Regions from separate parts of the Mus musculus genome. Here regions 2 and 3 are each linked to region 1. A link is a loop called in an ENCODE intact Hi-C map of the cell type or tissue named here. Cell type or tissue: left cerebral cortex. All regions are shown on one strand. Region 1 holds the start of Zc3h10 (zinc finger CCCH type containing 10). Region 2 holds the start of Ankrd52 (ankyrin repeat domain 52). Region 3 holds the start of Myl6 (myosin, light polypeptide 6, alkali, smooth muscle and non-muscle).

What was found. Hi-C counts contacts between places; a loop is a spot of excess contacts. Peaks named below come from ENCODE experiments on the same cell type or tissue, not always from the same donor. Only the 100,000 strongest peaks of a DNase experiment are listed, where the experiment ranks them.
Region 2: a loop joins it to region 1, with 2.2 times the contacts of the local background. A loop is called at or near these places in 5 of 42 quality-filtered maps.
Region 3: a loop joins it to region 1, with 4 times the contacts of the local background. A loop is called at or near these places in 14 of 42 quality-filtered maps.

The regions. Positions count from the first base shown.
Region 1 is chr10:128,542,898-128,550,897 of GRCm38, forward strand. Zc3h10 (zinc finger CCCH type containing 10) reads right to left here and starts at 4,849. Exons shown (of 3, transcript NM_134003.2): 1 at 4,797-4,849; 2 at 3,931-3,994; 3 at 663-2,641. The coding sequence starts at 2,589. The coding sequence ends at 1,282. It overlaps Rpl41 (ribosomal protein L41), which reads right to left and starts at 6,271. Exons shown (of 4, transcript NM_018860.4): 1 at 6,191-6,271; 2 at 6,052-6,076; 3 at 5,761-5,783; 4 at 5,213-5,532. The coding sequence starts at 6,063. The coding sequence ends at 5,490. It also overlaps the pseudogene Gm9176. In left cerebral cortex, CTCF peaks have their summits at 3,610 (motif pointing left) and 4,865; DNase peaks (open chromatin) are centred at 380, 2,887, 3,611, 4,927 and 3 more places; H3K4me3 peaks cover 3,049 bases; H3K27ac peaks cover 2,846 bases.
Region 2 is chr10:128,373,502-128,381,501 of GRCm38, forward strand. It overlaps Ankrd52 (ankyrin repeat domain 52), which reads left to right and starts at 3,623. Exons shown (of 28, transcript NM_172790.2): 1 at 3,623-3,748; 2 at 4,068-4,151; 3 at 4,587-4,665; 4 at 4,852-4,922; 5 at 5,880-6,080; 6 at 7,080-7,167; 7 at 7,427-7,569. The coding sequence starts at 3,722. In left cerebral cortex, CTCF peaks have their summits at 1,058 (motif pointing right) and 3,536; DNase peaks (open chromatin) are centred at 3,498, 4,244, 4,600, 5,158 and 1 more place; H3K4me3 peaks cover 2,699 bases; H3K27ac peaks cover 2,388 bases.
Region 3 is chr10:128,490,760-128,498,759 of GRCm38, forward strand. Myl6 (myosin, light polypeptide 6, alkali, smooth muscle and non-muscle) reads right to left here and starts at 3,127. Exons shown (of 7, transcript NM_001317218.1): 1 at 3,050-3,127; 2 at 2,780-2,807; 3 at 1,843-1,986; 4 at 1,470-1,643; 5 at 1,300-1,377; 6 at 961-1,005; 7 at 100-274. The coding sequence starts at 3,052. The coding sequence ends at 977. It overlaps Myl6b (myosin, light polypeptide 6B), which reads right to left and starts at 7,926. Exons shown (of 7, transcript NM_172259.1): 1 at 7,869-7,926; 2 at 6,442-6,658; 3 at 5,855-5,882; 4 at 5,494-5,637; 5 at 4,295-4,468; 6 at 3,831-3,908; 7 at 3,398-3,724. The coding sequence starts at 6,612. The coding sequence ends at 3,696. In left cerebral cortex, CTCF peaks have their summits at 3,405 (motif pointing left) and 4,709; DNase peaks (open chromatin) are centred at 328, 991, 1,746, 2,329 and 4 more places; H3K4me3 peaks cover 5,099 bases; H3K27ac peaks cover 4,500 bases.

The sequences.
Region 1 (8,000 bases):
ATGTATAGAGGCAGAGAAAGGATTAATACCCTTCCCATGTTATTTTTACTATTACTTTTTAAGGTAAGGCCTCAGGTTGGCCTGGAGTTCACTATGTGGCTGACGCTGACCTCTATCTCTTGATCCCCAGGTCCCATTCCCTTCCAAGTGCTAGGATTAGAGCAAGGCCACCACATCTATCTTTGCCTAGCACTTCTGAAGCCTGGAAAGCTGAAAGCACTGGCCCTCAAGATGTGTTGGAGCAGAAAGACATAAACTGCCATCAACAGCTTGGAGAGGCAACACCACCTGTCCTGCTGTTTGAATAAGGGCATCTGTTAACTACACAACATCCCATATCCCCGTTTCTCAGTACATACACACCCTCCTTAGTACCTGCCCCCCTGAATGACCCTAAGAGCCCTGGTTACCAAGGCAACCTGGGAATAGCACATGAAGACAGAGACTAGAAACAGACAGGGCTATTTTTAAACTAGACTAGGTGGCTCCATTTCTTTTATCCCAGAAAGTGCCTTCCCCAAACCAAAGCCCCATCTGGCCATTTGACATCTTTACCCTGCGTCCCAACTTACCCAGGCTACCTGGGGTAGGGCTTTACCCTTTTGTTGGCATGAGATCTACTTTCTGCTCCAATCTTCCCCAACAGCCATCAAAGAAATTTTCACTTTTGTTAAAAAATAACGTTCTTTTATTTCTTTGGAAAGTAGTGGGCACTGCCCTACAGATTTCCAGGCCAAGCGAGGTAAGTGAATGTTCCCCTACTCTGGGTTTGAGTACTATGGTCCCAGCCTTCCCAGGGGCCCAGGAGTGTTTTTGGGCCCCGAACCATCTGAAGGCTCATATGAGGTCTTTGCTCCTGACCACTGACTTTCACTTTCTCCATCTTTCCTGGCTCTCTGTCTGGGTGGGGAATTTCTCTCTCCCACACCAGTGCTGGAATCTGTGCTGTTCACAATGAAAACAAGACCAGGGACACCCCCAACTTCCTATGAGAAAAGACAGTCCCTCAGTCCTTTCTCTCTGCCGGCTCAAGTCTCCACTCCTGTGCAAGCCTGTTTGAGTTGAGGCCTGAAGGAGAGACCCCTCTCAAGAGTGGGGAGAACACACCAGCACAACCCTGCCTCAGGAGATGCTCCTACCAAGTATATTCCTTGTAGTCTCTTGTCCTAGTTTCTGAGTGGCCCTTCGGACAGAGCCTGGGAGGGCTATGCAAGTGGGGAAGGGCCCCGTGACCCCAGCCCTCGGATGCTGTAACAGGGAGTAGAGTATCCATTAGTCCTGTCAGTGTGGCATGGCTGTGATGCGCATGCTCTGGGAAGCAATGGGGTAAGTCACCATAGGAGTAGTGGTGTGGCTCATTGTGATTCCTGCTAAGGGCTGGGCCATGGACACAGCCACAGGAGCCACAGGAGCCACAGACACAGCTACAGGGGCCATGGAAACAGGTGGGGGTGCCATCCCCTGGGCGATGGTCTGAGCCAGAGCGGCTGACAGCGGCGTGATCTCGGGGTTCAGGTGTGGAGGTGGGGGCGGCGGAGCGGCAGGAGGTGCAGCATTAGTCGGGGGAGCAGCCGGTGCCCCTGTGGGAGCAACAAGTTCTTGCTGGGACACAGGCCGAGGCTGTAGAGCCTGGCTGCTCAGAGTGGTATGAGTCTGGGCGATGCCATGGTTAAAAGTGGCCACTGTGCCCACAGTGGGGGCCAGGGTCTGCTCAGTCGCGGGGGCAGTGGAGCTCAGAGTCATCACCTTGGCCTGATTCCGGAACTGGGCATTCTGCTCCAGAAGTACCTCATTGGTGGCCAGCAGGTTGCTGACCTGCTTCTTCAGCTCCTCCACGCGTTTCCTGAGCAGGGCGTTCTCCTCCTCCAGCAGTCTGCACTCAACCCCACGGAGCGGAGCCAAGTTACATTCGTAGGACTCGAAATGGGGGCCGTCAGGAGGGCAGCAGCCACCTCTCCGGCGCTTAGGGCCTGGTTCGTGGTCCTCAAAGCCCCTTTCCGGAAGGTCGTAGATGTCATAGAGATCATGACGGCGTCCTGGGGGAGCAGAGCCTGTGGAGCCTCCACCTCCAGTGCCTCCTCCACCGCGAGCATCAAACTCAAAATCCCTTTGCAGGTGACGAAACTTGCACTTGGCTCCTCTCTGACAGTCACCTTTGAGGAAGTCGCGGCAGATGGGGACCTCCTCCTTACCATTGGGTAGGTCGGCGGGTGAGAGACCCAGCCCAGCGGCCACTTTCTGCCTCAGCCGGGGAGGCAGCTCTCCTGTCTTCTTATAGCCATCCTCATCCTCCTTGGAGCCGTGGATGAAACGACAGTTGGGGCGGCTACACTCCTTGTTTTGGAAGTCATGGCAGAAGATAAATTCATTTTTGCTTACCCCCAAATTGGATACCTCACTCATGTCTGGGTGGCGGTATCGACATCGCTTGCCTCGTTTGCAGACGTTCCTCAGGAAGTCTCTACAGATGGCATCTGAGGTGGCTCCCCCGCTGCCTGTCCCTGCCCCACTGGCCTCCTCACTGCCACCACCTCCAGGGCCTCCACCGCTGCTGCCAGTGCCGTTGGCATAGCTGTCCCGGTCAGGCATCCTGGTCCCCCCCAAGTCAGGGTCTTCTTCCTTTTCTTGCCACTCTTGGCGACTGTTAAAAAAGAGAACTGTGTCAGAAAGGGGTCCTCCGGAAAGCTCCCTCTCTCCTGACCATACAGTGGGCAGGCTTCTGGGGCAATGGCTTTGGGAGATGGAGAATCCAAGGAGAATTCTAGCTAGCCCGGCTGACTTGCCAGAAGTCCCGCCCAGGCCCTTATGCACCTGGTCTTGTTTGGAGTGATTCACACTTGCCTGGCTAACACAGGAGGGAGAGAGCTGGGATGAAGCCACTTCATCTTACTAATGATGCTCAGCCAAGGAGGGGGAGGGAAGGGGAGAGTGTTAGATTTTTACCTTCTCTCATTTAAGTTGTGAGGGAGAAACTAAAACAGGTGTTGGTGTGTGAACAGACTGACACTGGAAAGAGTGCTCTAACACGGGCTGCTTAGCTTTGAGAACTCATGGAAGAAGGAACACCAGAAACAGAACTTCCCTTAATCCCTCTTCTACGTAAACTCAGCTCAAGTCTCCATGTATTTTAGAAATCCCTGGTTAAACAAAACAAAACAAAACAAAACTGGTGTCACTAGCTACAGGGTAACCCTGAAACCTGTCCATCTCCCAGTGTGTTCCACACACAAACACCCTCATTTCATGGAAAGACGTTCTGAGCTGAACTTTCTACTTTTAGATCCCCAGGACGAACTGTTCGAAGGACAAGGTGGAAAGGAGTTACTTTCATAGGAACGGTGACCTTTCTTTCCCCATTCCCCACCCCACTCCATGAAAATCCCACTGATATCAAACCATAGCACTCCTTACCCCATAAAAATCCTCTTTATTTATAGACTCTATAAAAGCTTTTTAAGTCTCCTGTTTCTCAAGAGAGCTCTGGAATGTCAGTCCACTGCCCTAATTCTAGCCCTCCCTTCTCTCTAACCCTGGGAGTCTAAGACTGGGAGTCCCTGCTACCACGTGTCTAATCTTTTAAATGTTCCCTGAGTAGGACTCAGGCTCCCCCTACTGTTCAAATAAGAGAAGTTCCTAGTTTCCGTTTGGGAATAAAGATACCTTTCTTGATTTCCCGTTTCCTTGACTTCCTTGACTTTGCTAGAATAACTAACCAGATTAGAAGTCAGAGATGCACAGGAATACACAAGATGGGAAAAGGAGCCCCAGAATATAAGAAACAACTGGTAAGAAACAAGCCCTTAAAAGATCATAAATGACGATCAGGTGAAGACTAAATGCCTTCAAAGCCTGACCAATGTTTCAAGTCCCACTAGAAGCAGATAACTGGATATGATAGCCTTCCTCACCCCAATATCCCAGAATTAATACCTGAGGTAGCTCAGGTGAAGTCCGGGGCTCCCGTGAGTCTCCACCTCCACATCACTGCTGGGTTCTGAACAAGAAACAAAAAAACAAAAAACGGAGATTTGAGTAGAACAAGGGAAAAACGTGAAAGGGATATGATGTGGTTTTCATACACTGGAATGAATTCTGACAAAAAGCTAAGAGCTTTGTGGCTTTTAGGCTCCCTTAAGAGGTCAAAGTGAACGTCACCTATCACAAGGAGAAGTCCCTATTAAGAAGGATAAGGGCTAGAACCGACCAATAAAAATTGGGAAGCTGAACTAAAAAACAAAACAGTTCCTGGTGAGGAAGGTTAGCGGAGCTTTACCTCAAGATGAGAAGGATATGGGGTTCAGAATCCGATCTAGGGTTGGAGTTCGGAACGCCAGCCAAACCTGAAAGCTGGACAAGGGCAACAACTGACTAGTGTCAGTGGGAAGGCGAGACTAGACTCGGGGGCGGTGATTACGACCATCCCCCAACACCCTAGAGTTCACGAAAAGTCCTACGAGTTTCCCTGGAAGTCTTCTGGCTTGGCCGGCTCCGCGATGCGGTGCCAGCACTCAGCGGTGGACCAGGTGACTGGGACACTGAGGAAGTGAAAGGGGAGGGGGGCTCGGGGTGACATCAGGCGGAGGGATGGGCAGGGCTGTGACGTCACGGGGCTGGCGTTTGCTTGGGAAGCGAGGTCAGTGAGAAAAGGGGCTCTGTCCTGGGTAACGAGGAAGAGCCAGGTCGGTTCCGGGGGGTTTGGGGGAGGCTCGTGTGGCCGGGCAGAACCCAGTCGCTGGGCCATCCCCGACTCCTCCCCTCCGGGCGCGGCCTCCACCTAAGTCTCCCGCCTCCCTCACCTGCCGCCGCCGCCGTAGTTGCTGCTGCCGCCTGCCGGTCCTCTAGCTTCGACAAAGAGCCGCCCACCCTACGGTTCTTCCGCTTCCTGCGGAAGAAAGAGACGCTCTAGCTACCAGACCCGGAAACACACTCTATGGTCCAACTTGCGTGCTAGTAGGCGCAGGAAGCTCCCAACAAGCCTTGCGCATCACCATGGTAACAGGACTCCGCCGGACCCGGAACTCCGCTCAGCGTCAGGTTCTACGCAGTGGTACCCCCAAAACGTAGGAGTGGCGCTGTGAACGCACCAACTCTGTAACTTAACCTCGGGCGCACACTCAACCGGCTCCAGCCAGATCAAACACCCAAACTATGTCGCCTATACAGAAACACACTCGAGTCCCCACCCCAAGGAACCGCAAAAAAACACGTAACAGCAGTTTGATTCTTCAGCTGACTGCAAGAGGGTTTATTGTACACGAGCTACACTTGGCCACAAGAGAACAGAGCTAGTCCAGAGTGCCGGGGGTCCAGGGCAGAGGGACTGTTTTGGTTGTAAGAAAGGCGGTCATTTCTCCAGGCGATCGCGGCGAGGTGACGTTCCAGGTCTACTGAGACTCATTACCGATGGCAGCACACAGTCCGATAGCTTGTCCCGGCCCTCAGCATCCCTCACTTCTGCTCCTGCAGGCGTCGTAGGTGCACGGGCTGGCTTACTTGGACCTCTGCCTCATCTTTCTTCTCTTGCGCTTCAGCCTGGAATGGAAGGCACACAAACCTGAGTTTTTTTTTTTTCCTTTGCACATCTATCAATACGTACACTTAGTGCACGAGTACAAGAGACGATGAGATTAACAAGCACCAGCTCTGCTGTACTGGGCGGCGACTCCTGCTTCCTTCCCGCCAGATATTTTCTTCCAACCAAATATCCCACACCGAGCTTGCCCCCACTGCCCCAAGGTAGTCTTGAAAAATTAAACGTACCTGCGCATTCTCTTCTTCCGCCACTAAAAAAACCCGATCATGTGAGGAGACAAAAAAGAATGTTAGAGACAGGCTTGTGCAAGGCCATGAAACTGCTCAGAACACAGGGCTTGACAAAGGACACCGGTTCAGTTTTAGAGCCGAATCCCTCATTTTCCCACCCCATCTTTTCTTCAGCAAGAATTTTAAGCCTCTCCCTGACTGCGAACACCCGAGGCAAACCGTCTGGAAGCCCGCAGAGGAACCATGGCGGGGACTAGGTGCCCGATTCACCACCTAAGAGCCGCTCACCTTCGCTCTCATGGCGCAGGAGTCTCTAGAGAGAAAGAGGGAAAAATGCCGTTAGCCCGCTGTGATGATAGTGAATGTGGAGGTCGGATGTTAACGGATTGCACTGGAAACCCGAACGCCAGAAAACCCCGCGACTAACCAAGGAAGATGGCGCTAAGACCGAGAGGGCGGAGAGGGAGGCCTACTGCTATTTAATGGCGTGCTCGGTGTCGTCACTTCCGAGCCGGCCCGTGTGTCGTCCCTTAGGGCGGGGCTGCTCGAGACAGCGACTTCCGGCTGCCTTACTAGAGTGCGTGTTATCAAGCCCCACCTTTCCGTCTATTTTAAGGATATTGTATTATTTCAACACCAGCACCTGTTTCCAGTATGGGACTGAGAAAAAATAGGCGGGGAAAAAAAAAAAAAAACCACTCCGTCTTCTCCCTCGTTGCTTCATGGGAGTTGTAGTTTCTTGGTAAACACTTCCATTTACTACTATTAATAGGTGTGGCTTGTAGTAAAAATTACTAGTTTTGCCCTGGCTTGATGACGCACGCCTTTATTACCAACTCCTGGGAGGCAGATGGATCTTTTTTTTTTTTTAAGTAAAAAAAAAAAAATGTCTTTAATCAGAAAGGATTTCTATTTCCTCACCACAAATACATTAAAGTAAAAAAAAAAAAAAAAAAAAAAAAAACACACACACACACACATAAAACATACATTTATACAAATTGGGAATCAGGGAAAAGTAGCAGAGCCTGGGTTAGGGCTGAGGATCCAGAGCAACTGGGGGATAGCTAATCATCTGTGGCTCTGGGTGTCCTTTAGTCATCTGTCTGTGGTAGGCAAGACAGGCGGACAAAGGATGCAACTCCAGTCTGATGGCAGTGTTACTGGCAAACTGTGGCAACGAGGCTCCTCGCCAGGCAATTTCTTCAGATCACCAGAGACGACAGGAGACAGTAGAGTTGGTGGGACCGGAGTGCCCGGGGCAGAATGGGTGAAGGGCTGTCCTCCTTTCTGGAGGACAAGGATGACACCAATGCTGGCTCCAGTGCCTATGGGGCTGTGGCCAGATGGAGCCTTGGGAACTGAGGGGAGGGTTACAAATTGGAGTGCTATGAATCCAAGTGAGGTTCATAGCTGGCCATCCTGTGAGATGCCAAGGATGCTTTGGTTTCAAAACTAAATGTCCCAGCTGTGTTTGGCCCATCTTCTCTAGGAGAGGTGCAGGAAAAGCAGCCCCCGGGTCACTGTGGTGACTGGAAAAGTGCTTGCTTATCTGGTGCCTGCTACTTCCTGAGGATGATTTCTGGGCAGCTATGTGAGGAAACCAAGTCTTTAACATCCCTTCCACCTGCAGCAAGGTTCCTAGATAACGTTCTCCCATCTGAGGCTTCTGTAAAACACCCACTATGCGCTGGATCCGGTCCATGGCCACACTCTGTTGGAAGCTACTTAATCCTCTGTCAAAGCGACCCATCTTGAGTCCATTCAGTAGGTCTGTGAGGGGCCCTATGAACCCTTGGAGTTCTTTACACTTTTGAGCAAAGAGCAGATCTCCCTCTGTAGTACATCCTTGGGTGTTCAGACTCATCTCCAGTTCACCGTCTCTTGATCTCTTGACTTCAGATCCTTGCTGTTCCAGATGCGGTGCTGTATGTTGGTTACTAGAAACCCTGGGTCGATGTCTGCAGCGGACAGGGCCTGGACTGGGCCTGGAACCTCCTCTCTGACCCACAGTGTCTGGCCTGAGCTCACGGGTGCCCTTGCCCTCCCTCTCGTTATCAGAAGGGAAGCTAAAGTCACTGTTCACAGGGGACATAGAAAATGATGGGGAGAGGGAGGAGGAGGAATAAGAAGAAACACTAGATGGAGAATCCATAGGTCCAGGAGCAGGAGAGGGGCTGAAGAGCAGCTCCCGTAGTACCAAAGATCAGAACCTGGGTCTGTCGGCTCAGCCCCGG
Region 2 (8,000 bases), 170 kb before region 1:
CCCCTGACTCTGAATCCTCAGGTTACTAAGAGCTATTTTGAGCACTAGAGGGTGTGTGCTATCTTCCTCTTCTTGGGCCATATCCTAGTTTAGGCCATCACACCCAATGGCCAAGCAAGCATCCATGTGACCCTCAGCTACGTTCAGTTCCTATCTCTTCTCTCCTCCTCTTCTTCTTCCTCCTCCTCCTCCCCCTCCCCCTCCTCCTCTTCCTTGTCTTCGTCCTCAGATATAAAGTGCCAGTTCCTGACGCTGATTTCCTAGTCTCAGAAACCCAACTAACCAACAAACAGTAACAATAAAAACCAACCCTTCTGTGTGAGGCACTTTTATTTGTTTCAATTTGTAATTCTATGGATCAACCCTAAGGTTTCAAACATGCTAGGTGTTGGCGCACGCCTTTAATCCCAGCACTCGGGAGGCAAAGGCAGGTGGATTTCTGAGTTCGAGGCCAGCTTGGTCTACAGAGTGAGTTCCAGGACAGCCAGGGATACACAGAGAAACCCTGTCTTGAAAAAAAGAAAAAAGAAAAGAAAAGAAAAGAAAACCATGCTAGGCAAACACTCTTTCATTAAAAAAAAAAAAAGTTTACATTTATTTATTTAGTTACTTATTGTGGGTACACATCGGCATTCGAATGCACTTCTGTGTGCCATAGCATTCGTGTAGAGATTAAGGGGCTGCGGGCAGAAGTAGGTTCTGCTGTTCTGCTACAAGGGCTTTAGGTAGTAAATTTAGGTCAGCCACATCATTTTAACACTTAGCTATATCCTTGTCCTCAGCCCTCTTTTCTGTTTTATTTTTATTAATTTTTTGTTTGTTTGTTTGTTTGGTTTTTCCAGCCAGGGTTTCTCTGTGTAACCCTGGCTGTCCCAGAATTTACTTTGTAAACCACAGTGTCCTCGAATTCACAGAGATCCTCCTGCTTCTGCTTCTTGAGCCCTGGGTTTAAAGGTCTGCTCCACCAACCGGGCTCTGTTTTATTTTTATTTATGTATATGTGCGTATTTGGGGGGAGTTGGAGGGAGGTGCGGCACCTGAGTGTAGGTGCCTGAGATGGCCAGAAGAGGGCATCAGTTCCCTTGGAATTACAGGCGGTTGTTAGCCACCCACTGCGGAGCCTTGAGTGCTCTTTCTGCATAAGCTCTCCTTCCAGCCCCCTTAGCTCTCTCTCTCTCTCTTTTTTTTTTTTTTTTTTTGGCTTTTTTTTTTTTTTTTTTTTTTTTTTTTTTGGCTTTTTTTGAGACAGGGTTTCTCTGTATAGCCCTGGCTGTCCTGGAACTCACTTTGTAGATCAGGCTGGCCTCGAACTCAGAAATCTGCCTGCCTCTGCCTCCCAAGTGCTGGGATTAAAGGCGTGCGCCACCACGCCCGGCTTCCCTTAGCTCTCATTTGACTTTTTGAGACAGGACCTCACTAAGTTGCCCAGACTGACCCTGAACTCAGTCTACAGCTCAGTCAGAACTTAAACTTGAGCTCCCGTGCCTCAGCCTCCTGAATGGCTGGGATGACAGGTGTATATCTCCACAACCGGTTGGTCCTGCGTGGTGTGAAAGGTGGAGCCTGAACTTTCACGCATGCTGGGATCTAGAACCCTAGCCTCTTTTATTTTTAATTAAAAATAATTTTAAAAACATTTATTTTTATTTCTTGCGTTTGAATATTTCCGTGCATGTGTGTAAGTACACCAAGTGTGCGTAGTGCCTGGAGAGGCCAAAAGGCATTGGATTTCCAAAACCCAGGGGTTACAGATAGTTGTCTGTATTCCTAGCAGGGAACCAACCTCTGGCCCTCTGTATAAACAGCAAGCACTTTTGTTGTTGTTGTTGTTGTTGTTGTTTTGTCTTTTGTTTTTTGTTTTTTGGTTTTCGAGACAGGGTTTCTCTGTATAGCTCTGGCTGTCCTAGAACTCACTTTGTAGACCAGGCTGGCCTCGAACTCAGAAATCCGCCTGCCTCTGCCTCCCAAGTGTTGGGATTAAAGGCGTGTGCCACCACGCCCAGCACAACAAGCACTTTTAACTGCTGAGCTATTTTTCCAACCTCTCTCCCAAATTTATTATTATATATATTTTTTTTTCTTTTTTTTCTAAGTACACTGTAGCTGTCTTCAGACACACCAGAAGAGGTCGTCAGATCTCACTACAGATGGTTGTGAGCCACCATGTGGTTGCTGGAATTTGAACTCAGGACCTTTGGAAGAGCAGTCAGTGTCAGTGCTCTTACCTGCTGAGCCATCTCTCCAGCCCTTATTATTATATATTATTATTGTTGTTGTTGTTGTTGTTTGGCGGTGAGATTTGAGACAGAGTGATTTCTTTTCAATTTAACTTATAAACTACTTTTTTTTTTTTTAAATCTCACGTATGAATGTTTTACCCACCAAAAATTTCTGCAGTTGGAGTTACAATCCGCTATTAGTTGCTAAGTGGCTGCTGGGGATTAAACTTGGGCCCTTTGGAAGAGTGGTCAATGCTCGTTAACTAGCTGAACCACCTGCCCAGGCCCAACACTTTCTTGTTGGCTAATGGATATAGGCAGACCCGGTCCACTGTGGGTAGTACCATCCCTAGTCAGGTGGCCCTAAATTAGATAAGAGATCTGGTTAAGCTTGAGCCTGGGTTCATTCCTCCCTGGGTTCTTCGTTCAAGTTCAAGTCTGAGTTTCTGCCCTAAGTTTTCTCAAAGATGGACTAAACCCTTTCCTTCTTTTAGTTGGTTTGGTCATTGTTATCGTAGCAACACAAAGGAACTGGGGCTCATGATGTAGCCAGGACAGTTCTTGAATACACAATCCTCCTGCTTCAGGTTCCAGAGCGCAGGAATCTTATAAATGATTCACACCTGGCTCTAAAGCATCTTTTATAAATTGTACCCATCTATCAGTCTCCACTTTTCTTTCTCCCTCGGCCAACTGTCCCTGATTGGCTGCCTCTTTTGACCTCTCCAATGGGTGAGGGGGAGTTCCTCTCTACTGCCTTTTTACCGGGAGAAACAGTTACTACCCTAATCTGGCAGGGTAATTATGGAGTTGCTGTTGGGCTTAGAGGCCTTTCTTCAGCTGCCAAGTGTCCAGCTCTTCACGGAGGCTTCCTGAAGCAGGAGTCTTTTGAGATTTTTCTGCAGCTTAGCAATCTTGCTATTTTCTTTCTACCCAGTGGAGACTGGTTCTGGGGCCATCTATAAGTCTCGGGTCGCCACACTCCGAGTTTCCACTATCTCTGGGGTACTTGGGGGTGTGAGTACGGTCGGAGGCGTCCGCTCTACCGGAGCATTGTGGGCTGGGTGAGCTCTCGCCCGCTGTTTGGTCCTGGGCTCGGGAGTCACTGGGGGAGCGAGACCCGACTCCGTGCCATGGGCCTGCGAGAGACCCCTCGGGCCGCCCGACTGCAACGGAGGGCACAGCGCGGTCCGCTGGCGGAGCTGCGGAACCCGCGCGCGGGGTAGGGGGAGCCCGGGCCGCCCTGGCCGTCCTGGCGCGGGGCGAGGGCGCCGAGGCCTGGGCAGCCTGCGCGGACAGCGAGCACCCCGAGGCCCGGCCAAGGCTCGCCGCCAGGGAGCGCTGCGGGCTCCCGCTCGCCCGCCCCCCGGTAGGCGGGGCCGCCCTCTCCCCGCAGCCGCCGCCGCAGCCGCCGCCTGGGCCGCCCCGTGTCCCCGGTGGAGCCGCCGCCGCCGCTGCCGCCGCTGCCGCGAGCTCGATGCGGACGGAGCCTGGGCCGGGCCATGGGGATCCTCAGCATCACGGACCAGGTCAGCCCTCCCACCCTTCCCCACTTCCTCTTCCCAGGCCCCGGCACCGCCGCCACGCGAGCCCGGGGATGTGCGGCCTAGGCTGGGCCCGAGCCCGGGGTTCCCGCGGCTCCCGCCGCGCCCCACGCCGTGCTCCACTCCGTGGAGCGGGTGTCCTTGGGGGCCTGGCGACCGGTGGGGGCACGGCGGGAATCCGCTGCAGCCAGGACCCCTGTAGCGGAGCCCCTCCAGCGACGCCCCCCTCCAACCTGTGTGCTCCCCCACCTCCTGGTAACGCCGTGGCTCGGGCCCGCTCCCTGAAAGCTGGTTCTCCCTGCAGCCGCCCCTGGTCCAGGCCATCTTTAGCCGAGATGTGGAGGAAGTGCGTTCCCTCCTCTCGCAGAAGGAGAACATCAATGTACTGGTGAGTTGGGAGCAGGGAGGATGGCGAGCCGGAATCCGGAGGGGTTCGGGACCCCTCCCCACAAGTGGGGCGGCTCCGTTTCTCCTCTGCTCTGATGAAACTGCAGCTCTTTCTACCCAGAAATGGGAGCCTGCTCCGCATTTAAGGTTGGTCAGGCATGGAGCACCGATCATGGGTTCTGGGGATGCCCAGAAAACCCTGTCCCCTTCTCAACCATCGGGGTCTGCAGCGCCCCCACCCCTCCGGGAAGGAGTAGGTTTCTTGGTCGGTAGCCCTGACTCCACCCTCCCAGGATGCTGGCTTTTGAAGCCCGATATTGGGATTTAAGACCCTGCAGAAGAACCTAGAGGAAGGGAAGGGCTTGGAGTTCTCATACTAGAACTGGCGTTCAGGATAATTTCTCTCTACAGCTGCTTCTCTTTTCTGCCTTTCCAGGACCAAGAGAGGCGAACCCCATTGCATGCTGCTGCCTACGTAGGCGATGTCCCCATCCTCCAGTTGCTACTGATGTCAGGTGAAAGTGGGGAGCTGGGAGGTGCGGCATCTAGGGAGGGGAGAAGTCTTTTTAGATCCGAGGATTGATTGCTGGTGCTTGGTACAAGAATGGCTTTCTGTCCGTTCAGGTTCCCCACTCTGATTATTGGTTTCCTTCCCTCCCCCTCCTCAAATCCCAACAAAATAGCAAATTGTGTCCACACAGGTGCTAACGTCAACGCTAAGGACACACTGTGGCTGACCCCTCTTCATCGTGCCGCTGCCTCCCGAAACGAGGTACAGACCCTACCTCATTTCTCCCTTTCAAAAAGGATGGGCTGAGGGCTAGAGAAACTCAGTTCTCTGCCCTACAGACTCTTCTGCCCCACACAGGGAGGAGACCAGAGTTTGGCTTCTCCTTCCTGCCCCTAGAACTGGCTGGGGGGGGGGGGGCTGAGTGCTGCCAGCTGATGTGACGTCAGGGAGAGAGCTTAACACTGGGCTGGCAGACTGCGGGGGCCCTGCTGCCAGGCCTGAGTGACTCATCCCTCCCTGGGGGCCACCTTAAGTCTGATCCCCCTCTGGGCACTGAGATTTCTCTCCTTGTGATGGGGTGGGGAGTAGCAATTCTGTGTCCTTGCCCCTCGAGCAACATTTAAGTTGACTGCCTAAGGGCCCAAACTCATATGGAGTCCTGTACAATGGTGTTATCAACCCTGAAGAGGAAGGGAAGGCCTCTTTGATCTCCCATCACTTCCTTGGCTCCAGCTCCCAGGGGGAGAGAGCTTAAGGCCAGTGGGAATGGTGTGGGACATGTTTAACGGGAACATTGAATTTCGAAGGGGATCCAGTTATGCTTGTTTATTGGGGTTATATGATTTTGGTGTCTGTGGAAGGGCTAAGGGAAAGGATGTTTTTGCCATTAATACAGTGGGAGCCATTTGTTTTTCCTGGAATTAGGCTTGGGGTGTGTGGATTTGCCCAGGGTGGGTGTGAGTGGAGATTTTCGGGGACCTAAGTTGGAGGGTGGTAGATGCTAAGTGGCATGGGGAAGAGATCCCTGTTTTCCTCAGCAAAACAAAGATGTTTAAGCTCCAACAACCTCAGGTCTGGAGAGGCTAGGTGTGTAAAGGAAAGGAAGAGATACCATGCTAGGAAGATGGATGACTAGTCACCATACCAGCCCCTTCCTTCTGTCCTCTTATGTCACTTCCTGCTCCCCTCTGTCTTCTCTTGTCCCTTGCTCCACCACAGAAGGTGCTGGGGCTGCTGTTGGCACACTCAGCGGATGTGAATGCCCGGGACAAGCTGTGGCAGACACCACTGCATGTGGCTGCTGCCAACCGGGCCACCAAGTGTGCAGAGGCTCTGGCACCCCTGTTGAGCAGTCTCAATGTGGCTGACAGGAGCGGGCGCAGCGCTCTACACCATGCAGTACACAGTGGGCATCTTGAGGTGAGGAGCATTGCAGTCTAGACACAGTCTTCTCTCTGTTCCTTCTCACCCATAACTTACGTGCTTCCAGACCCAATGGGCAGGAGTGGCTCAGATAGTTATTTAGATACTGGGGCCCTGCCCCAGAGGAATGATTGTGTTAACCAGAGGGTTTTGTTGGGGGGGGGGGGATGTTTGTTTTTGAGATAGAGTCTCACTATGCATGCTTGTCTGGCCTGGAGCTTGCTATGTAGACAGCCTTGAACTTGAACTCACTGAGATCCCCCTGCCTCTGCTTTCTGAGTGCTCAGGTTAAAGGTACGCTAGCATCCACAGCTTATATTGAGTTTTTATTGATTTATTTTATATTTATTTTAAGCAGTGTGTTACAGGTGCTTGGTAAAGGCTGTGTCACTGAGCTACACTTTGAACCCATAGATTGAAATTCTTTTGTTCTAGTGTTGGCAATGGTAGGCAAGCGATAGACTGTTCACCTGTATACATTTTACCTTAAATAGCCTTGAACTTACTTTGTAGCCCAATTAATCCTGATAGTTGTCCTGCCCAAGTGACACTGTTATAGACTCATAAGATTTTGAGAGTCTGCAAACACCTGAAGAAACCCTTGAATTTCTTTTATCCGGTGGCATCTTGTTGGTGTCTGACCACAGTTCTGGTTCTCCAGATTGTTCTGCTCAAGAACAGAGGTATAGCCGGGCGGTGGTGGCGCACGCCTTTAATCCCAGCGCTTGGGAGGCAGAGGCAGGCGGATTTCTGAGTTCGAGGCCAGCCTGGTCTACAGAGTGAGTTCCAGGACAGCCAGGGCTACATAGAGAAACCCTGTCTCGAAAAAACAAACAAACAAACAAAAGAACAGAGGTATCAGCTGTCACCCTCAATGTTGCAAACACAAAGGGGGAAGATTCTGAGTGCACCTCTCTTTTCAGGAGGTCAGAGGCATCTGTACTTTGGTAGGTTGAGGGCATGAACCTGTTCCGTGTCTTTTATATCCTCATATAGACAGTGAACCTGCTCCTGAATAAGGGAGCCAGCCTGAATGTCTGCGATAAAAAGGAACGGCAGCCGCTGCACTGGGCAGCTTTTCTAGGTGAGAGACACTGTAGGAAAAGGGAGAATTTGATTGTTAGGATCCCCAGGGCAAGTTTCACCCTTTGGGGGTGGAGCCTGGAGCCTTTGGGGGAGGAGCCTAGAGCCTTTGGGGAGGGAGCCTGGGGCCTTTGGGGGTGGAGCTTAGGGCCTTTGGGTTTACCCTCCACCTGCTTGCTTCTCCTTCCTTCCTTTCCTTCTTCCTTCCTTTCCTTTCCTCCCTCCTTCCGTTTCTCATTCCTTCCTTTTTTTCTTCATAGGGCATTTAGAGGTCCTGAAACTGCTGGTGGCACGTGGAGCAGACCTCAGCTGTAAAGATCGAAAGGGCTACGGGCTGCTCCACACAGCTGCAGCCAGTGGCCAGATTGAAGTGGTGAAGCACTTGCTTCGGATGGGGGCCGAGGTCAGAGCAGTATACACTGGGTCTGGGGCTCAGGACAGGCAGTTGGAGGTCAGAGCAGTATACACTGGGTCTGGGGCCTCGGGACAGGAGGCTGAGGTCAGAGCAGTATACACTGGGTCTGGGCCTCAGGACAGGCAGTTGGAGGTCAGAGCAGTATACACTGGGTCTGGGGCCTCGGGACAGGAGGCTGAGGTCAGAGCAGTATACACTGGGTCTGGGGGCTCAGGACAGGGGGTTGGAGGTCAGAGCAGTATACACTGGGTCTGGGGCTCAGGACAGGAGGCAGAGGTCAGAGCAGTATACACTGGGTCTGGGGGCTCAGGACAGGGGGTTGGAGGTCAGAGCAGTATACACTGGGTCTGGGGCTCAGGACAGGAGGCAGAGGTCAGAGCAGTATACACTGGGTCTGGGGCTTAGGACAGGAGGCTGAG
Region 3 (8,000 bases), 52 kb before region 1:
TTTCCCTGGCCCCCAGCTTGAGCTTTGTTTCAGGATAGACAACATCATCACCACCTCACATTTTCCTCCCACCTGCTCAGGAAAGAAAGAAAGAACCAAAAGAGGGCAAAGAGAGCAAATTTTATTTGGTGAAGGCAAACATCATCCAAAAGAAACCAAATGGGCAAGGTGCTGTGACAGGGGAGCCTCTGGAGCCACACAGAAATCACACTGGGCAAGGAACAGACTCGGGATACAGAATGTCCTCAGCCATTCAGCACCATCCGGACAAGCTCTGTGGAGAAGAGAGGCGGAGTCAGCCGAGGAGAGGGCTGGGGAGGGGTACCCATGGGCCAGGAGACCACGAGACCATGAAGGTGGCAGGAGGGAACATGCCCATAGCAACCAACCTTGGGTCAGTTTTCAAAAGAGCCACTCAGAGTGGCCAGTTCTCTCTGTCCCTGGTTCCCCTCCCACTGGCTGTTAGCCCCCACCCCCAATCTAAATAGCAAGAACATAGCAGAGGCAGAAAAGTTCTCAGCTACACCTACAGTTATGGTCAGCCACTGGCAGGAGGAGAGGTCAGCTTTGGGTTAGGGTACCTCCACGCTGTCCAGTAGAGGGATGGAAAAAGGACTTTTGTTTTAGCAGCAGAATGGGGCAGTTAGCTCAACCCTGCCCCCGCCAACTCTAGAATCACCATCAGACCAGCCTTCCCTACAAGCTGGTGAGCGTTCCCAGACACCAGCACCAAGACCCCTGTAAGTCAAATCTCAGAGACCATTCTAGGAGAGGAGGTACCACACCCCCAAACTGCATTCCTCATTGAGGAATTTCTCCCCTCCCAAGCCAGCTCCATGCAGAGTCATGCCAGGAGTAAGGCAGATGGTAGTAGGGTATGGCCAGAGGCTAGAGCACAGGTTGGGAAGGAAAAAAAAACACTAGGGAGATAACTAGAGGAGAGGCTGGGAGGAGCCGTACCCGCCCCATGGGCCCGTCACCCCGACAGGATATGCCTCACAAATGCTGCAGGAAGGAAGAGACATTAATGGTGAAGACAAGACACAGACATGGGGTGAAGGGGTCAGGCAGTGGAACAGACATTCTGTTTACGTCCCATTCCTAGCCCACCCTCCGTCCTCCATCACCCCCCCCTTTACTGCTGTCTCCCCAACAGTTCCCTCCCAGGCTGGACTGAGCCTTGCTTGCCCCTTTGACTCCCGACTCCCTTCTGGAACCAAGTCTAGGAATACAATGCCTCTTTAACATCTCCTGAACGACCATTTCCTCACAGGCCCCAGTTTATGGTCTGCCCCTCACCTTCATAGTTGATGCAACCATTGCTGTCCTCATGCCCCGCCACTAGCATCTCTACTTCTTCCTCTGTCATCTTCTCGCCTGCAGAGGAAGGAACATTCTTAGAACTGAGTGACTGACGGGTGAAATATATCAGGTGGCAGCTCAGCTCCAGAAAGGTCACAGACCCTTACCCAGTGTGACTAGGACATGACGGATTTCAGCACCCATGACGGTGCCATTTCCTTCCTTGTCAAACACACGAAGGCCTTCAACATAATCCTCGTAGGTTCCCTGGTCCTTGTTCTTGGCCACGGTCTGCAGCATGGGCAGGAAGTGCTCAAAGTCCAGCACCTTCACATTCATCTCTGTCATGTGGGAGGTGGAGGTGTCAGACAAGAGAAGTCACACATGTTCTCAGGACATGACGGTAGGGAACACAAGGACGGCCAGAAGAGGGAATCAGAACTGGATGAGACAAAACTTGCTCAAGTTTGGCACCTATGCAGATAAAGGGATGACTTTAGCTGAACAACCATGAACCCACTACATTCTTGAAATGCTCACCATCACTCTTGGGGTTCCCTAGGACCTTGAGCACCTCGGCGTTGGTAGGGTTCTGGCCCAGGGCCCGCATCACATCCCCACACTGGCTGTACAGGATCTTGCCATCACCTGTTCGGTCAAACAGCTGGAAAGCCTCCTTGAATTCTGAGGATTCAGAAGAACGGCAGCACCAGGGATTAGCCCCGTGCTTGCTGCACAGCTCTGCTGCCAATTCAACTTAAGTCATGCTGCAGAAACCAGATATCTTGTCCTCCTCTATACACAAGACTACTCCTAGGGATCTATTTCTATCAACTCAAATGCCCCACATAAAGACAGGCAACCTTCTTTCCCTTACCTTAAGGTGGTAGCCATCTGTTTACACACCCCCTGAGCTGCGGCAGGCTAGGCTCTCCACCACTACTATACAACTCCGCAGGAATCTGCCACCGCCCAGGCTAGGTCCTGCCCATATAAGGAAGTAAGAGCCTGGACTCTAGCCTCCCACTCCCACCCTTCCCCTCCGGGAGACCTTCCAAGAGGTGAAGCCACATCCTTAGCAAACTCTCCAGTGCCCATCTTAACAAAATATCAAGGCACTGCCCTCTACAGTACTCAGAATCCAAGCTTAAGGAGGGGACAGTTATCAGAGGAGAGGCAAAAAAAGAAGCAGCAAACCACAAGCGTAATAGACCCGACACATAACAGGCACTAGTCAAATTGTTTCACACACCCACACCACCTAAAACTCACCCAGCGCTTGGGGCTCAGATCTGGAGTGGAAGGGGAAGGAAGAAAGAATGAGAAAAGAAAATGGAGGATCTAGAGCAGAAGGAAATCCACGGGGCACTCTCCTGGGAGCGCTGGAGGTGACAGGTTGGGATCAGAAGATAGATGCTAAAGGAAGGGGGTCCCTCTCGGTAAGGATGACCTGAGCTGCGGGTCAGAGACTGCCTACCTGCGGTCTGGTCCTCGGTGAAGTCACACTGCTCGGAGAAGAAGGGATTGGTCAGTTACCTGAGGTCCAACCCCGCAAGCTTCTATCCCGGCTTTACAAACTCCTGTTTGAAGCCGAGGATTCGCTTCCCAGGGCAAAGCCCTAGACATTCCAATCCCACAGCCAACCTTCCAAAACCTGGGCGTGCCCACGTCCACTGCTTTCTCTACTCCCACCCGCGGTCCTCTCCTTGCCCCAAATCCCCCTGATCTCCCGATTCCCAGGGCCCACCATCTTGGCTGCTGAGCTCTGCTGGACCTTTTCCGGCAGTAATGGCTCCGACGCCCTACCCAACCCCAGCCTTAGTACGTCCCATGGCGCATGACGTCACCCTCCGCCGTTTCATCCAATAGGCACGCTAGTCTGGGCTCATGCAGATGACATCACTACATTATTAATGAGGTGGGGGGGGGGCGCCCTACCTCGGCTCAGGAATCTAGCAGGGGGGCCTGGGTTGGGACTCTCGGAAACCTTTCTTCCGAGCTGCACCAAGAGCAGAGGATTTGGGCTTTTGCAGAAGAGAGGACTACCCGCTCCCGTCCTTCCTCTTTCTCAAAAGAAAACTGTCGGAAACCGAAGCAGGAACCATGTTTTTATTTCAAAACTGTAAGTGCCCCCTAGTGGCAGGAACGCGCTTCTGGCCGCACAGGAGGTGGGGCAAGTTTCCGTCGCTGCAGGTTCTACGTGGGGTGGGAGTCGGGGCTGGGGTGGGGTGGGGGTGGGAGGGGGTGGGGGGTGGGGAAGGAAATAGTCCAGCCCTGGCGGCTGCGCTACGGACGGGCGCGGAGACGCACTGCCTGCGCTTCTATCTGGTGGATCGAGGACCCTTGCCTCTCAAGCGGATACCAGGGGCTGGCTGGAGGGCCACCTGCGGAGCTCAGAGGCTTAGGATATGCTTCAGGAAGGCTGCACGAAAGGAGACGAGAGGACTTGAGAAACTGACCTTCGGGTAACTGAGGGTACTCCCACCCCCCTCAAGTCTCCTTACTCCCTGGCCATCCTGCCCCCTCACCCTCATAGTTGATGCAGCCGTTGCTGTCCTCGTGGCCTGCCAGAACAGTCTCTACCTCTTCCTCAGTCATCTTCTCTCCTGAACCCAAAAACAGTTAGAGTCCCCCGCCTTCCCTGCCTCACCAGCCCAAGACATTCTCAGGGTGGTTCATCCTCCCACCCTTGCCCTTTTTCATATCAACGGTGCCTTGGAGCAGGTGAAAGCTTTGACTTGACAGCGAAACAAGCTGCCGGGGTTGAGACTTGCATGGAATCAACACAATTGTGGCTTGCAAAGGGGGACATTGCATTCCCTGCCCTTGGCTCATAGCTGGACACTTTAGCCTCTAGGTGATCTGTCTCCACAATGCTGGCCCTCTTGAGTCTCCTGCCCATAACTGCAGGACCATAAACCCATTCTAGGCTCTACTTAGCTCTTCCAGGACCCCCCACTTCTCCACCCCACAGCTCTGGGCCCTGCCTCACCGAGAGTGGTAAGAACATGTCTGAGCTCTGCACCCATGACCTTGCCGTTGCCCTCTTTGTCAAACACACGAAGCCCCTCTAGGTAGTCCTCATATGTGCCTTGGTCCCGGTTCTTGGCCACTGCCTGCAGCATGGGCAGGAACGTCTCAAAGTCTACACGTCGGGACTTCAGCTCTGGCAATTAGATAGAGATGAGAGAGATCAACTGAGGTGTGGGATCCAGTGCAATTAGATAGAGATGAGAGAGATCAACTGAGGTGTGGGATCCAGTGCCATCCAACCCTACTATTGTGACTTTCATCCCTTTCAGCATTCAGGATGTTTCTCTTCCCTGTGTTTGACGTTTTTTGAGTCCTGAGGTCCATCCTAGCGTCCTCTGTCACCTTACCAATATTCTGTCATTGAAAATTGAAACTGTTGCCAGGCCTGGTGGTGCAGTTTTGTAACTACAGCTACCAGGCAAGTTCAAAGCCAGCCAGAACAACTTAAGACTGTCTCAACAGAAAGGAAAAAAAAAAAAAAAGGAAAGGCAGGGATGTAGCCCAGTGGCTGGACACACTCAAAACAGAAAGAGAGAACCACTAAGCCCACACACCTTCAGTCCCAGCATTCAGAGGCAGGGGAAGTCCCTCTTGAGTCTGAGGCCAACCTGGTCTATACAATGAGTTCCAGGCTAAGCAGGGCTATATAGAGACACCCTATGTAGTAGTAATAGTAGTAGTAGTGGTGGTAGTAACAACACTATCTAAACAACAATAATAATAATTAAAATTTAAAAAGAAAAAGAAAACTGGGGATTGGGGCTGCTGGGATAGAACTGTAGGTCCCTGGCCAACCTGAGTAATTTGGTGAGCACCTGTCTCAAAAAGTAAAAAAAAACAGTACCTCTGTAATAAGGGCTTGCCTGGCTTGCCTGAGGCCCTGGATTCAACCCAGCACTACATAAACTGGAGTAATCCCACCACTCTAGTGGGCAGTAGCAAGAGGTGGAGATAGGAGAATCAGAATGTAAGGTCATTCTTGGCTGGGATACTGAAATCCTATCTTGAAAGAAAGAGAGAGAGAGAGAGAAGAAAAAGAGGAAGAAGAGAAAGTTGCTGGCTAGAAATGTAGCTCAATGGCCCAGGCAGAACCCTGTATTCAACGTTCAACACCAAGAAGAAAACAGAAACCCCCACAAAACTCAAGGCTCCTCTCACCCTCGTTTTTGGGGTTCCCCAGGACCTTGAGCACCTCGGCGTTGGTAGGGTTCTGGCCCAGGGCCCTCATCAGGTCCCCACACTGGCTGTACAGGATCTTGCCATCACCTACTCGGTCAAACAGCTCAAAGGCCTCTCTGAATTCTGAGATGTAAGGAGAAGGCAGTGTGACCAAGGATCCCCATCACCAACAGAGAGAGGGAGGTTTGCTTCAGAAATTCATGTGCTAGAGCCAGGCATGGGAGGGAGGAGAACAGGACAAGTGTGGGAGGTTTCAAGGTCAGGACTGTCGTTAGAACAGAGAATCTGACCAGGAGTTTGGGGTTTGACAATGGGGCTTAGGAAATGGGCTTCTCCTCACCCTCCAGCTGGTCCTTGTTAAACTCGATCTGTAGGGGACAAAAAGGGCAGGTGAGGAGATGACAGGGCTTATTCAGTCCCTCTCTATCACAACCAACTGGCAGCCACTTCTGGGGAGGGACCCAAAGGGATGAAGGCGGGGAGCCGGGCCACTTCAGTCCTGTCCCCAGCTCTGGGCCTTGGGAGAATCCCAAGAGGAATTACAGGGGGAGGGTTTCTTGGGAACAGGGTTAATCCCATGCCACCTGTTCCCTTCCCTCCTGCTACCCCGAGTCCTGCATCCCTCACATAACTGGGGGCTGAACAAAGGCTAAATTTACCCCTGCCCCCAGCTGTGATTGTCTAACAAGCCTGCCCTCTTCAGTCTCCCCTCCTGGGGTTCAGAGATGTAGCCTTCTGAGTTGAACAGAAGAGCCAGAGGCAGACAGCACCCCTCTCCCTTCACTTCGGAAACTGGCCTGACCTGGGAGCCCCAACCTCATTCCAGCGTTCATTCATTCCCTATCCTTTCCACATATTCCCGGATACCCAAGGCTGCACCGCATCTCTGAACTATCCCTTCCAGATTCACACTTCCCCAGGACTCACCACCACTTTGGAGAGATCAACAGGGGGCTCCTGGGATTTTGCAGGTGCCTGGGGGGCAGCCGGCTCAGCCTTGGCCTTGGCTAGAGGGGTCCCTGGTGTAGACTTGGCAGCAGGCTTAGAGATGGAGGGCCCTGCTGGTTTCTTCACGGGAGCATCCTTCTTGGGAGGCATGATGTCAGGTGGCCAAAGAACAATGTGCTGATGGGGGCACCCATCTCTGTTTAAATAGGCAGGGAGTCTGGGATGTCAAGGGGCGGGGGCAGCAGCAGGGACAGGGAGCCAGTTGGCAAGGGTGAGGGGGAAGAGACTTATGCCTGTCTGCCCTCACTCCCCTGGCCTCCTATGGTTCAGGACTCCTGCCCCCAAAGTTTTCTTCCCTCTGATACCACTCTCCTACAGCTGAATAGAATGTTTTCTTTAAGGGTACAGAGAAGAAACACGAGACCTGTCAGAATAGGGATTGTTAACCTCCAGGGTGAAGATAGGATGTTTGCCAGTGATTCTGAGATAGGAGCTAAGGGGAGAAAGAAGAAAACTAAAGTAGAAAAACAAACAAAAACTTGCATTAGTTTTAGACCGTGGGAAAGCCCAAGCAAAGCAAGGGCTTGGGGTGGAGTCGGGGTAGAGGGGTGGGGGGCTGGTATCAGGTGGGAAGTTTTAAAATCTGTTCTGGAAACAGTAAAAGGTGAGAGGAGGCCTTTGCACTCCCTTCTGTCTTTTCCCGTATCCTTAGAACTTGTAATCCCTGGGCCCCCACCTACCCCCAACCTTAAACTATGCACAGTAACTCGAGCGTGTTATTACCCACTGACTTCTATACCTAATGTTGGTTTAGGGGTTCCAGTGTAGGCAAGGCTTAACATCTGTCACACATAATTCCAAAGAAGGAACATTTTTCAACAAGACAATGTTATTCAAATCAAACAAAAGGCTATAATGCCTAGTGAGCATGGAGGGAACACACACACACACACACACATGGAGGGGGCCCTGGGAGACAAAGAGCCCCCTAATAACCCAAAAGGTTACAGGACCTCCAAAGGAGTTCATAGGTATCCACACGGACACACCATTGGTCAGGATCACATCAAAAACCTTAGCTGAGCTTTGAGTCACAAACCTTGCTGGAAGCGCTGATGAAGGGAAAAGATGATGTTTGGGAGCTAGGAGGTTCTGGCTACTCTGTTCTTGGATAAAGAAGAATTACATGGCATTCTGAGAGACTGGTCATTCCACTTAGGCCCTGGAGTTCGCAGAGTAGCAGTGGGTCTCCCATTTGCAAAAGGGCGTCAGAATCTTTTTACTGCAAATTGTCCCATTTTTGGAAAATAAAGAATCCTTCCTAAACAAAACGCCCGTTTCCCTCACTTTCACTCACTCCTAAGCCCTAGAGAGGAAAAAGACCCTCCCAGCCCCTCAAAACTCACCTTGCCGGGTCCGAGGAAGGGGCAGGTGGGGGGCGGGACTCAGGGCAGCTCCTGTCCCTGAAGGGTTAAGTGCGGCTGCCGCAGAGCATGCTGGGAGTCGTAGTCCGCGAGCACCCGCAGGCTCACAGGAAA